2 separate regions of the Homo sapiens genome follow, and region 2 is linked to region 1. Evidence: read pairs that join two places in POLR2A ChIA-PET (ENCODE). Cell type or tissue: OCI-LY7. All regions are shown on one strand. Each heading gives the region's core, and the rest is flanking DNA. Links, peaks and the distances in the headings are about the cores only. Region 1 has its middle 7.8 kb from the start of AK2. Region 2 overlaps NHSL3 (NHS like 3).

The links. Peaks named below come from ENCODE experiments on the same cell type or tissue, not always from the same donor. Only the 100,000 strongest peaks of a DNase experiment are listed, where the experiment ranks them.
Region 2: POLR2A ChIA-PET joins it to region 1 with 5 read pairs; 2 of 35 experiments call an interaction of 5 or more read pairs at or near these places.

Annotation. Positions count from the first base shown.
Region 1 is chr1:33,041,980-33,047,350 of GRCh38, reverse strand. No RefSeq gene overlaps it. Among named protein-coding and RNA genes, the nearest start is that of AK2, 7.8 kb to the right of the region's middle. In OCI-LY7, for the core only: no CTCF peak of the experiment used is centred there; no DNase peak of the experiment used is centred there.
Region 2 is chr1:32,751,307-32,756,677 of GRCh38, reverse strand. All of the region lies in intron 1 of NHSL3 (NHS like 3), which reads right to left. Among named protein-coding and RNA genes, the nearest start is that of NHSL3, 12 kb to the right of the region's middle. RefSeq lists an enhancer at 2,000-2,513 and a silencer at 2,637-2,896. In OCI-LY7, for the core only: no CTCF peak of the experiment used is centred there; a DNase peak (open chromatin) is centred at 2,767; H3K4me3 peaks cover 1,010 bases.

The sequences.
Region 1 (5,371 bases), core at 101-5,100:
CAACATAGCATAGTGGTTAATAGAATAGACTGGAGAGGCAGACTGGAGAAGCTTTACTCACAGTTTCCAAGTGTCTGGAAGTAACTATAAAGGCCTAATTTGCATATCAACTGGGAACTCCTGGAAATGAGAGTGTCTCCAAGAGATATATTTGATGCATGTCCAGAGAATTCCTGAATGAAAGAATCTGGGATTGTCAAGCTGATATCATGAACCCCACATTTAACAGAGTTAAGTGAAGAGATGGGACAAAGGCCAGGCTTGGGAAGGAAGGAAAGATCAACAAAGGCCTTACAGGGCAGATAAAAATTGATAGAATGGGCTGAGGGCATTGGCTCATGCTTGTAATCCCAGCACTTTGGGAGGCCGAGGTGGGTGGATCACTTGAGTCAGGAGTTCAAGACCAGCCTGGCCAACATGTGAAACCTCGTCTCTACTAAAAATATAAAAATTAGCCGAGTCTGTTGGTGGGCACCTGTAATCCTAGCTACTTGGGAGACTAAGGCAGGAGAATCGCTTGAACCCAGGAGGCAGAGGTTGCAGTGAGCTGAGATCGAGCCACTGCACTCCAGCCTGGGCAACAGAGTGAAACTCTGTCTCAAAAAAAAAAAAGGGGAAAGAAAAAGAAAAAGAATGTGGTGGCCGTGCACGGTGGCTCATGCCTGTAATCCCAGCACTTTGGGAGGCTAAGGTGGGGGATCATCTGAGGTCAGGAGTTCAAGACCAACCTGGCCAACATGGTGAAATCCCACCTCTACTAAAAATACAAAAATTAGCCAGGCATGGTAGCAGGCACCTGTAATCCCAGCTATTCAGGAGGCTGAGGCAGGAGAATTGCTTGAACCCCGGAGGCAGAGGTTGCAGTGAACCAAGGTCACACCACTGCACCCCAGCCTGGACAACAGAGTGAGACTCCGTCTTAAAAAAAAAAAAAAAAAAGGATGTGGTGGGTAGAATGAAATTTCAGGTTTTCTTCTTTAGTCTCTAGTCATTCTCTGATTCCTTTCCCCTCAAGTGTTGGCTTCCCAGCTTTTAGTCGTCATTCTTCTCTCCTCTCTACCCTCCCACAAAACAAGCTCATCTCCTCTATGTCTTTGACGCAGGTAGTAATAGTTAACATTTACTGAGTGCTTACCATGAGTAGGGCACCGTGCTAAGTACTTTACATCCATTATGTAATCTGATACTCACTGTGATCCTGTGAAGTGGGTATCGGCATCCTGATTTTGCAAAGAGAAATTGAGGCCCAGCAGGGTTAAGTTACTTGCCATGTCACATAAGGTGCTTTGGGCAGTGAGTATCAGAATGCCGACATAGATGCGGTTTGAACATTAGGGGTTTATCTCTCATCACAGGAAGTGTGGAAGAAGGTGACATCTGAGTTGCTTAATTCAGCAGCTCAGTGATGTCAGACCCTAGGTCAGCTTCCCTCTGAGTCTCGCAGCTCTCCCCTCCTGGTCCCAAGATAGCTGCTACATTTCAAGCGCTGCATCATCCCTGAGGCAGGCAGGAAGGGAGTTTTTCTTCTTGTGCATCTCTTTTTCCTGGAAAGCAAAGCCTCCCACAAAAGCCCCCAAGAGAATTTCCCATAGGACCCTGTCTCCTCTCCCCCTTTTTTCTTTCCTTACCCTCTTGAGTTGTAACTCCAGCCAGACTGACCCTCTTTCAACTCTGTACCAAACAGAAGTCTTGGTGGCTAACCTAAGCAGTGAAGGAATTTATTGAATACTGTGAGGTTTTCACCAATTCCAAACATGAGTAGGAACCAAAAGTAATTAGGCTAAGAACACAGCCAAAGACATGGCACAGGAAAAGCCTACCTGGACAGCCACCACTGGCCACGGTCCACCCACTGAGGCTGGACTCTTACCTCCCCACCAAGAACAGGCCCTGCCCCTTCCTCTCTCTCCCTCAAGAGTCAAAGTCCTGGGCAGGACATCCCACTGGCCAAGCCTGGTCACGTGCTCACTCCCCTGTTGCCAAGAAGGCAGGCAAGAGTCTGCCCTTTCAGCTTCTGCAGGGTGGCTCTGTTTTCCCCCAAGTTCCTTGCAGTGAAGGATTTCCACAACACAAGAGGGGTGTTCCTCTGCCAAATATCACAGTTCCCCTCAACTTTCTATAATATTTCTTTTTTTTTTTTGGAGATAGGGTCTTGCTCTATCCCTCAGGCTGGAGTGCAGTGGCATGATCTTGGCTCACTGAAACCTCCGCCTCCCAGGTTCAAGTGATTCTCATGCCTCAGCCTCCCGAGTAGCTGGGATCACAGATGCTCGCCACCATACCTGGCTAATTTTTGTATTTTTAGTAGGGATGGGGTTTCACCATGTTGGCCAGGCTGGTCCTGAACTCCTGACCTCAGGTGATCTGCCCACCTCGGCCTCCCAAAGTGTTGAGATTACAGGCATGAGCCACCACGCCCAACCTCTTGTCATAATCTTTCTTAACTCCAGGCCTTTGCACATGCCATTCCCTTTGTCTAGAATACCCTTCTTCCCTCTCTTCCCTAAGCAAATCCTCCTTGTTCTTAAGGTTTCATCTCACTTACACATCATTTCCCCTCAAATCTGAGCTGGGGGCTCCTCTATTGTGCTGTTACTGAAGCCTGTACCTTTCCCAGCACAGACTCCGTCAATGTCTTATTTGTTGTTTTTTTTGTTTTTTTCCCCCGCTTGACTGCAAGTTCTGTAGAAGTGGAGAGTTTTCTTTTCTTTTCTTTTTTTTTTTTTGAGATGGGGTCTTGCTCTGTCACCCAGTCTAGAGTGCAGTGGCACAGTCTCAGCCCACTACAACCTCTGCCTCCTAGGTTCAAGTGATTCTCCTGCCTCAGCCTCCTAAGTAGCTGGGATTACAGGCACATGCCACCACACCTGGCTAATTTTGGTATTTTTAGTAGAGACAGGGTTTCACCATGCTGGCCACGCTGGTCTTAAACTCCTGACCTCAGGTGATCTGACCGCCTCGGCCTCCCAAAGTGCTGGGATTACAGGTGTGAGCCACTGCGCCCAGCCCGAAGTGGAGAGTTTTCTAAAGGTGGAAACCTTGCTTTTGTTTTGTTTTTAGAGACAGGGTCTCGCTCTGTCACCTGGGCTGGAGTACAATGGGCTAATTATAGTTTATGGCAGCCTCAACCTCCTGGCAGCAAGTGATTCCCACACTTCAGCCTCCCAAGTAGCTAGTGTAAGAGTTAAGAAAGAAGAAAGAAACACGAAACGTGACTTAACCCCTTAAAGACAAGCTTATTTTAGAGAAAAAATAAGGAGTGCTTTCTCTTACAGAGATATATATTGGTTTTAGGGTGAGGGGGCTTATTACAAGCTTGGAATGTTTATGTGTTGGGGAGAAGTTTATGGCGGGATTGGAATGTTCTGGGCAGAGGGGAGGTTATCTTGAGGCTGACATCTTTTCAGCAGGTGTGGGGTTATATTCAGGGCTGGCATCTTCCCAGCTGGAGGGGGGTTATTTCGGGGCTAGCATGTCTCTGGTTGAGGAGGAGTTTGGAATGTTTCTGGTTGGAGATGTTATTTGTGGTTTATGGTCATGCTGACCTAAGCCATTAGGCTGATGCCCTTTGGATTTAGACGGTTTTTGATTAAGGTGAATTTTAAAATGGCCGTGCTTGTCCAAGATGGTGATACTCCTGCTCTATCAGCTAGAACCAAAGGTGCATACCACCACACCGGGCTAATTTTTTAAATTTTTTCTGGGGTTCTCACAAATTTCAAACATGAGTAGAAACCAAAAGCAATTAGGCTAAGAACACAGCCAAAGACATGGTACAGGAAAAGACTACTTGGACAGACATGACTGGTCATTGTCCACCCACTGCTGCTGGACTCTCACCTCCCCGCCAAGAACAGACCCTGCCCCTTCCTTTCTGTCCCTCAAGGGTCAAAGTCCCAGGCAGGACCTCCCACTGCTCAAGCCCAGGCCATGTTGCCCAGGCTGATCTCAAACACCTGGCCTCAAGCAATTCTCCCACCTCGGCCTCCCAAAGTGTTGAAATTACAGGCATGAGCCACTGTGCCTAGACCGACCCTGGCCTCATTATTTACCACTGGATCCTTAGCATCTAGCACAATACTAGACACATAATAAATGCTCATTAAATGCATGTTGAATGAATCAGCTAATGAATGAATGAGATGAATACTAATGGCACCATCATCCCCCCCAGTCGCTTGGCCCCTCAACTCAGTCATTCTTATCCCCATCTGGTCTGGTGTCAAGTCCCATTAATTCTACCTCCATAGTCTAGGCCTGCATTTTCTTTCTCCTGGGCCTTTGCAATAGTTCCCTGCAGAGGACATCTGTTGTTTCTGCCTGCTCAGTATCTCTTTCTTATTTTGGAAACTGCCACAATTTGCTTCTGGGAAACTACTTCTTCCATTCTCTGTAGTCTGGAGGGAACTGTCAATTAAGGTCCTTTACACCATTGCCAAGGGATGAACAGGAGATCCAAGCCAAGCCAGAAATTAATGTCTTGAGCAGAATGACAGATATAGAAACTGGTTGGAACTGAGTCATTTAAATCATAGCATCCATAAGAAATTGTTTGTTGGGTTTTGGGGTGGTCTCACCCACGTTTAGACCCAAATGAGGGGATAACCACAGAAATAAGGCACAGGGAGATCAGAATATCACTCTTTTTACTGACAAAGCTGCTTGACATATGCATTTACTGAGAGAAAAGTGGGGTTATGAATTCTGGACCCCCAAGTTAAACTTTTCCTCCTGATCCCAGGCAGTGCTAGAAAATCATCATAGCCCTCTTTTCTCTTTCTTTTTTTTTCTTTTTTTTTTTTTTTTGAGACAGAGTTTCACTCTTGTTGCCCAGGCTGGAGTGCAATGGCACAGTCTCAGTTTACGGCAACCTCCGCCTCCCGAGTTCAAACGATTCTCCTGCCTCAGCCTCCCGAGCAGCTGGGATTACAGGTGCCCGCCACCACGCCCAGCTATTTTTTTGTATTTTTAGTAGAGACAGGGGTTCACCATTTTGGCCAGGCTGGTCTCAAACTCCTGACCTTAGGTGAACCACCCACCTCAGCCTCCCAAAGTGCTGGGATTATAGGTGTGAGCCACCGTGTCCGGCCTCTTCTTTTTTTTAGATGGAGTCTCGCTCTGTCACCCAGGCTGGAGTGCAAGTGGCACAATCTCGGCTCATTGTAACCTCCACCTCCTTGGTTCAAGGGATTCTCGTGCCTCAGCCTACTGAGTAGCTGGGATTACAGGTGCCCGCCACCACGCCCAGCTAATTTTTGTATTTTTAGTAGAGATGGGGTTTCATCATGTTGGCTAGGCTGGTCTTGAACTCCTGACCTCAAATGATCCGCCCACCTCAGTCTCCCAAAGTGCTGGGATTACAAGCGTGAGC
Region 2 (5,371 bases), core at 199-5,198, 290 kb after region 1:
TTTTTTTTTTTTTTTTTTTTGGAGACAGGGTCTCACTCTGTCACCCAGACTGGAGTGCACTGGCACGATCGGCTCACTGCAGCCTTGACCTCCCAGGCTCACGTAATCCCCTCACCTCAGCCTCTCAAGCTACTGGGACCAAAGGCACATGTGCCACCACGCCCAGATACTGTTTTATTTCTTGTAGAAATGGGCGGGGGGGGGGGGTCTCGTCATGTTGCCCCAAGCTACTCTCAAACTCCTGGGCTCAAGTTATCCTCCCATCTCGGCCTCCCAAAATGCTGGGATTACAGGCATAAACCACCTCGCCTGACCTCAACTCCATGCCTTTACTCACGGCCATACCCCACAGCTGAAACAAATCCCTGGTTCTCTCATTTAACCAACAATTTAGGACTAATTTCAATCCTGTGATTACTTCAAAGACAAATTAGGACCATCTCCTCAGTTTTCTAAAGCTGACCCCAACCCAGAAGGCTTTTGATATATTGCCTAGAATATTTCCTAGCCCCTCACACTTAATTTCTGTGTTGTCTTGACATTGCTTTCTAATTTTTTTCAGAACGCCTTAAAGCTTGAGTTGACCCATAAGTTGCAGCAGGAACTGGAAGCTCACAAGTGTTGCTGGAAGCCCCAGGCCACTTCCTCAAGGGCCAGTAGGCAAGAGACTATAAACACAGCCTTCTTATCTTCTCTCTCCTCCATCACAAATGGTCACAAGTCTGGGCCCACAGTTAGTTCCTAGGAAACCATCAGATCCGAGCGACCATCAGAGGACAGATGAAGAGCCCCAGCCCTGCCCCCTTAGTGCAGATTCTAGGAGAGACAGGTAGGCACAGACAGGGCTTTCAGGACTGCTGGGGCAGGGAGAGTGCTGGAAGGTCCTGGAGATTCTCATCAACACCTACCTTCTGAGAAATCCTCAAAGAGCCTAACTGAACTTAGTTAACCCTTTTCTTATTGTCATTTTGATTATATTACTACCTCAAACCACCACAGGCAAATGACCTTGGACAAGTCCCTCTTTCCTGGACCTCAGTCTCGTCATCCATGAAATGGCTAGCCAGAACAGTAAGTGTCCCAAGAAGTCACCTAGGGCCCCTGATTTCACAGACAGAACCCCTGTAGGAGCCAGAGTGGTCCAGACAAGTGAAAGGAATCTGCTCAAGGTCACCAGGGCCTATTCCACAGCCTCATTGAGAGGAGAGGTCCCCCACTTCCCAGCCCAGGCTCTTTCCACCACCCCCTCCATGGAGCGATGAGATCATCAAGCTCCGGTTCGGAATCTCTAGGAATGTGGGCCATCCTGGGAATACACCCGTAGATTCTCCCACCACAGCAGGGCCCCCTTCACTCCACCTCCTCTGGGATTTCCTCACTCCCCCAGACCAACAGGTATCGCTAAAGTGCCTGCCTATGTTGAAGACCCTCTATCTTGGGGAGGAGGGAATGGTACCATCACCCTGCCCTTCCCCCATCTCTGGATTCACCAGTAACTAGGCACTCTCGATAGCCCCTCCTTCAGCGCCCCTCGGGGATACCCTGAACTGCCGCACTTGTTGGGGGAAACAGGAATCCCATCTCTTGGGATTGGAGGCCTTCCCCTTTCCCTCCCCTCCCCATTGGAGCCTGGAATGTGACCCGCGGAGGGATCCCGCAGCAGCCGGCAAGGGCTGCGTTCCAGCTCGGTGGCTGCATTGAAAGGGGGAGATGCGGCGGCGACCTCGGGGACCGTGGGGACGGGGGAGGGGGGGAGGCGGGGAGAAGTCGCGGTGGCGCGGGTGGGGGTAGGGAGGGAGCCAAGAAAACCAGTCCGACTCCCGATCGCGCCAGATGGAGGCGGTCCCCAGACTCCAGCCCCGGGTTTCCAGCTTCTCCCTTCCACCTTTGTCTCCCCTCCCTCCTACAAACTTTCAGCCTTCAGCCTGTTGGGGGCTAAGATCTGGGAAATAAGCGTGTGTGTCCGAGTGCCTTAGGGTCTGCTGTGAGCCTGAATGCGAGTCCGGTTGGTTGTGCAGTTATGAACCTGTGTGTACATCTGTGTGCCTAAGACGCTGGGCAACTGTACCCACATGACCGATGTGTGTGAACGACTGTGTGCCTGTGTGTCTGGATCTGCGCGTGGGTGTAGTTCGTGTGGCTGTGTAAACCGCATGCATAGGTATACATGTACCTATGTCTCAGGCTGTGTGCGTCCTACTGCGATGGTACGAGAGTGTGGGTGTGATGGTGTATGTGATCCTGTGTCTGCGTGTCCGTACATTTGAGTGGGTGTTGTGCGTGTGACTGTGTAAACTGCGAACATGTACGTGTGCCCGCCCGTAGGTATTACCGTGTACGTGTGTCTCCGTGTGCCTGTGAGGGGTGGGGTCTGCGCGGGGATTCCCGACCCCCCCACACTCACACCCTCCAAGCCCCGGGAGGGGGCAGCAGCGGTGGCGACGACCGCAGTAGGGACCCTCCTCCCTGCCTGCCCCGCCCCCACCCCGGCCCCTACCTGCCGGCCGCTTCGCCGACCGCCCGAACCGCCAGAAGCTGCGGACCCGGGGACCGCTGGGGGCCTTCCTCTTGTGGTGTGAGTTCCCCATTGCGGGTGCGGGAGCCGGCGCGGGAACCCAAGCGCGGCCCAGCCAGCCCGGCCGCCGGGCCCGCAGCCCCGGGAGGGAGGCAGCGAGACTCGCGGGCGGGCACCGCGGGCGCCCCCAGCCCCAGCTCGACCACGCCCCCGAGCTCTGCGGCCAATGGCCAGGCCGGGGGCGGGCCCGGAGGAGGGGCGGGGCCTGGCGCGCATCCCGTCGGCTCCGCCCCTCCCGGGACCTGGGAGACCGGCTGAGCCGCCCAGCCTAGGGCGCACAGGGGAAGGCCTGGCCAGTCCAGGTGGGGCAGGCGGGTTGCCCACTCTCTCAGCCCAGAGGCTACCGCTCTGAGGAGTGCAATGGAGCTGGGAGAACGCGGATCCGCAGCCCTGCTGCCGCTAGAGCCCACCAGCCACCTCCCCGTGACTGTCACGTGCCTGTGTGTACAAATGTATCGAACTGACTGTATTTCTGTAGTTACAGTGTTCAAAATAGTAGCACCCTTTTACTTAGTGTTTACTATGTGCCAGGCTCTGTGCTAACCGCTTTCATGCATTACTTCATTTTATCCACAATTGTGTAAGGTAGGTCCTTTTTTTATTATTTTTTTTATTTTTTTGAGACCAAGTCTCGCTGTCACCCAGGCTGGAGGGCAGGGGCACGCTCTCGGCTCACTGCAACCTCCACCTGCCCGGTTCAAACGATTCTCCTGCCTCAGCCTCCCGAGTAGCTGGGACTACAGGTGCGCACCACCATGCCCGGCTAATTTTTGTAATTTTAGTAGAGACGGGGTTTCACCATGTTGTTCAGGCTGGTCTCAAACTCCTGACCTCAGGTGATATGCCTGCTTTGGCCTCCTAAAGTGCTGGGATTACAGGCGTGAGCCACACCACCCGGCCTGTTAAATATTTTTTTAACCAGCCTGGCCAACATGGTGAAACCCTGTCTCTACTAAAAATACAAAAATTAGCCAGGCTTGGTGGCACATGCCTGTAATCCCACCTACTCAGAAGGCTGAGGCAGGAGAATCGCTTGAACCCAGGAGGTGGAGGTTGTAGTGAGCCAAGATCACACCACTGCACTCCAGCCTGGGTGACAGAGCAAGACTCCGTCTCAAAAAAAAAAAAACCAAAATATATATATATATATATGTGTGTGTGTGTGTGTGTGTGTGTGTGTGTGTGTGTGTGTGTGTGTGTGCATGTTTTTTTTTTCTTTAAAAACGCCAGGCATTGTGGCTCACACCTGTAATCCCAGCATTTTGGGAGGCCAAGGCGGGCAGATCACTTCAGGTCAGGAGTTCGAGACTAGCCTGGCCAACATGGTAAAACCTCATCTCTGCTAAAAACACAAAACATTAGCCAGGCGTGGTGGCTCATGCTTGTAATCCCAGCTACTTGGGAGGCTGAGGTGGGAGGATCGCTTGAACCTGGGAGGCAGAGGTTGCAGTGAGCCAAGATCACGCTACTGCACTCCAGCCTGGGTGACAGAGTGAAAAATTAAAAACAGAGAGAAGAAAAGCCTTCTAGGCTGCCTGGCGCTCCCACCTCTGTCTCCTCATCACAGGTGTCCTTGTGCTGAGGGACCTGCCCAGGGCCCCATTGCCTGGGCAATAACTCTTCTTTACCATCACTTCTGCCCTGTCTCTCCAACTAGAGGCAACATGGTAGAGCAGAGAGAGCACTGGGCTGGAAGTCTAGAGCCCTCAGTTCTAGACCCCACATGGCTTATCCTTCCTGCCACCAGAACAAGCCCCTCCACTATACCGTGCTACCTCTTATGCCCGATGGCTCCAGCAAACCCTCTTCCCTCCCTGCAAAATGTGAGAGTCAAAGCTAAACCCAACTCTCTCTGAGGCCCTTCTCTTGCTAGAGTCTCAGGTTGACAACAGTGCAGTCCTTGAAAGGCTGGCAAGTTATTCACCCATAGAAAATATTCATTGAGCATACACTGTGTACCAAGCTGCGTGTACACTTTGCACAGAGAAAATGGTCCTAGTGTCAAAGCTGAAAAAGACCTCGGAGATCAGCTAGCCAATTCCCTGAATTTATATAGATAGGGAAACTGGGGCCCATAAAAAGAACAGTTAGTATGGGGGAGTAGAGGGAATACCCAAGGATAAAGTCTAAATTTCTTGGCATGAATTAAGTGAGGACAGGTATGTGAAGAGGCTCAAAGGATTTCTGAAGTGTGGCAGGTTCCTTGGCCTTCACAAGAAGCGTTGGAGGAGCTGCCCCTGCCCACCAGTTCAGCCTCATCTCCGACCTCATCTCTGAGATGAGAATCTTCTTCTCAGAGCTACAACCACACAAAACTGCTTGCCACCCTCCAGCACACAACTCCAGGCGTTCACACCTGCCATCCCCTCTTCCACCTTGGCCTGAAAGGTGCCTTTTCATTCTCAATGCCCTGCTCTACATGCTGCTCCTCCATGAAGTCTTCCTTGCACCCCCTCTTCCCCCAGCTCAGTGCTTCCTTAATGAAGGCCCCACAGACATTAGTGCTGCCTTCTGATATAGTACTGATCACACCCCAGGGCTCCCCTGCACCCCGTGTTCACCATCCCAGAACTTGCCTTCAGACAATAGTTTTAGTGTCTGCCTTTCCAACCAGAACAGTTTCCTGAAGAGCAGTGATTGTCTGACTCCTTTGAGTAACCCCAGGCTCAGCACATAGTAGGTGTACCTATGTGTTTAATAGAAACTGGTGGAGGTGGAGATGGTGGGGCTTGTAGATTAGCTGTAGTAGCAACGGTGACGCTTGCATACTGACGGAGGTAGTGATGATAGCGCATA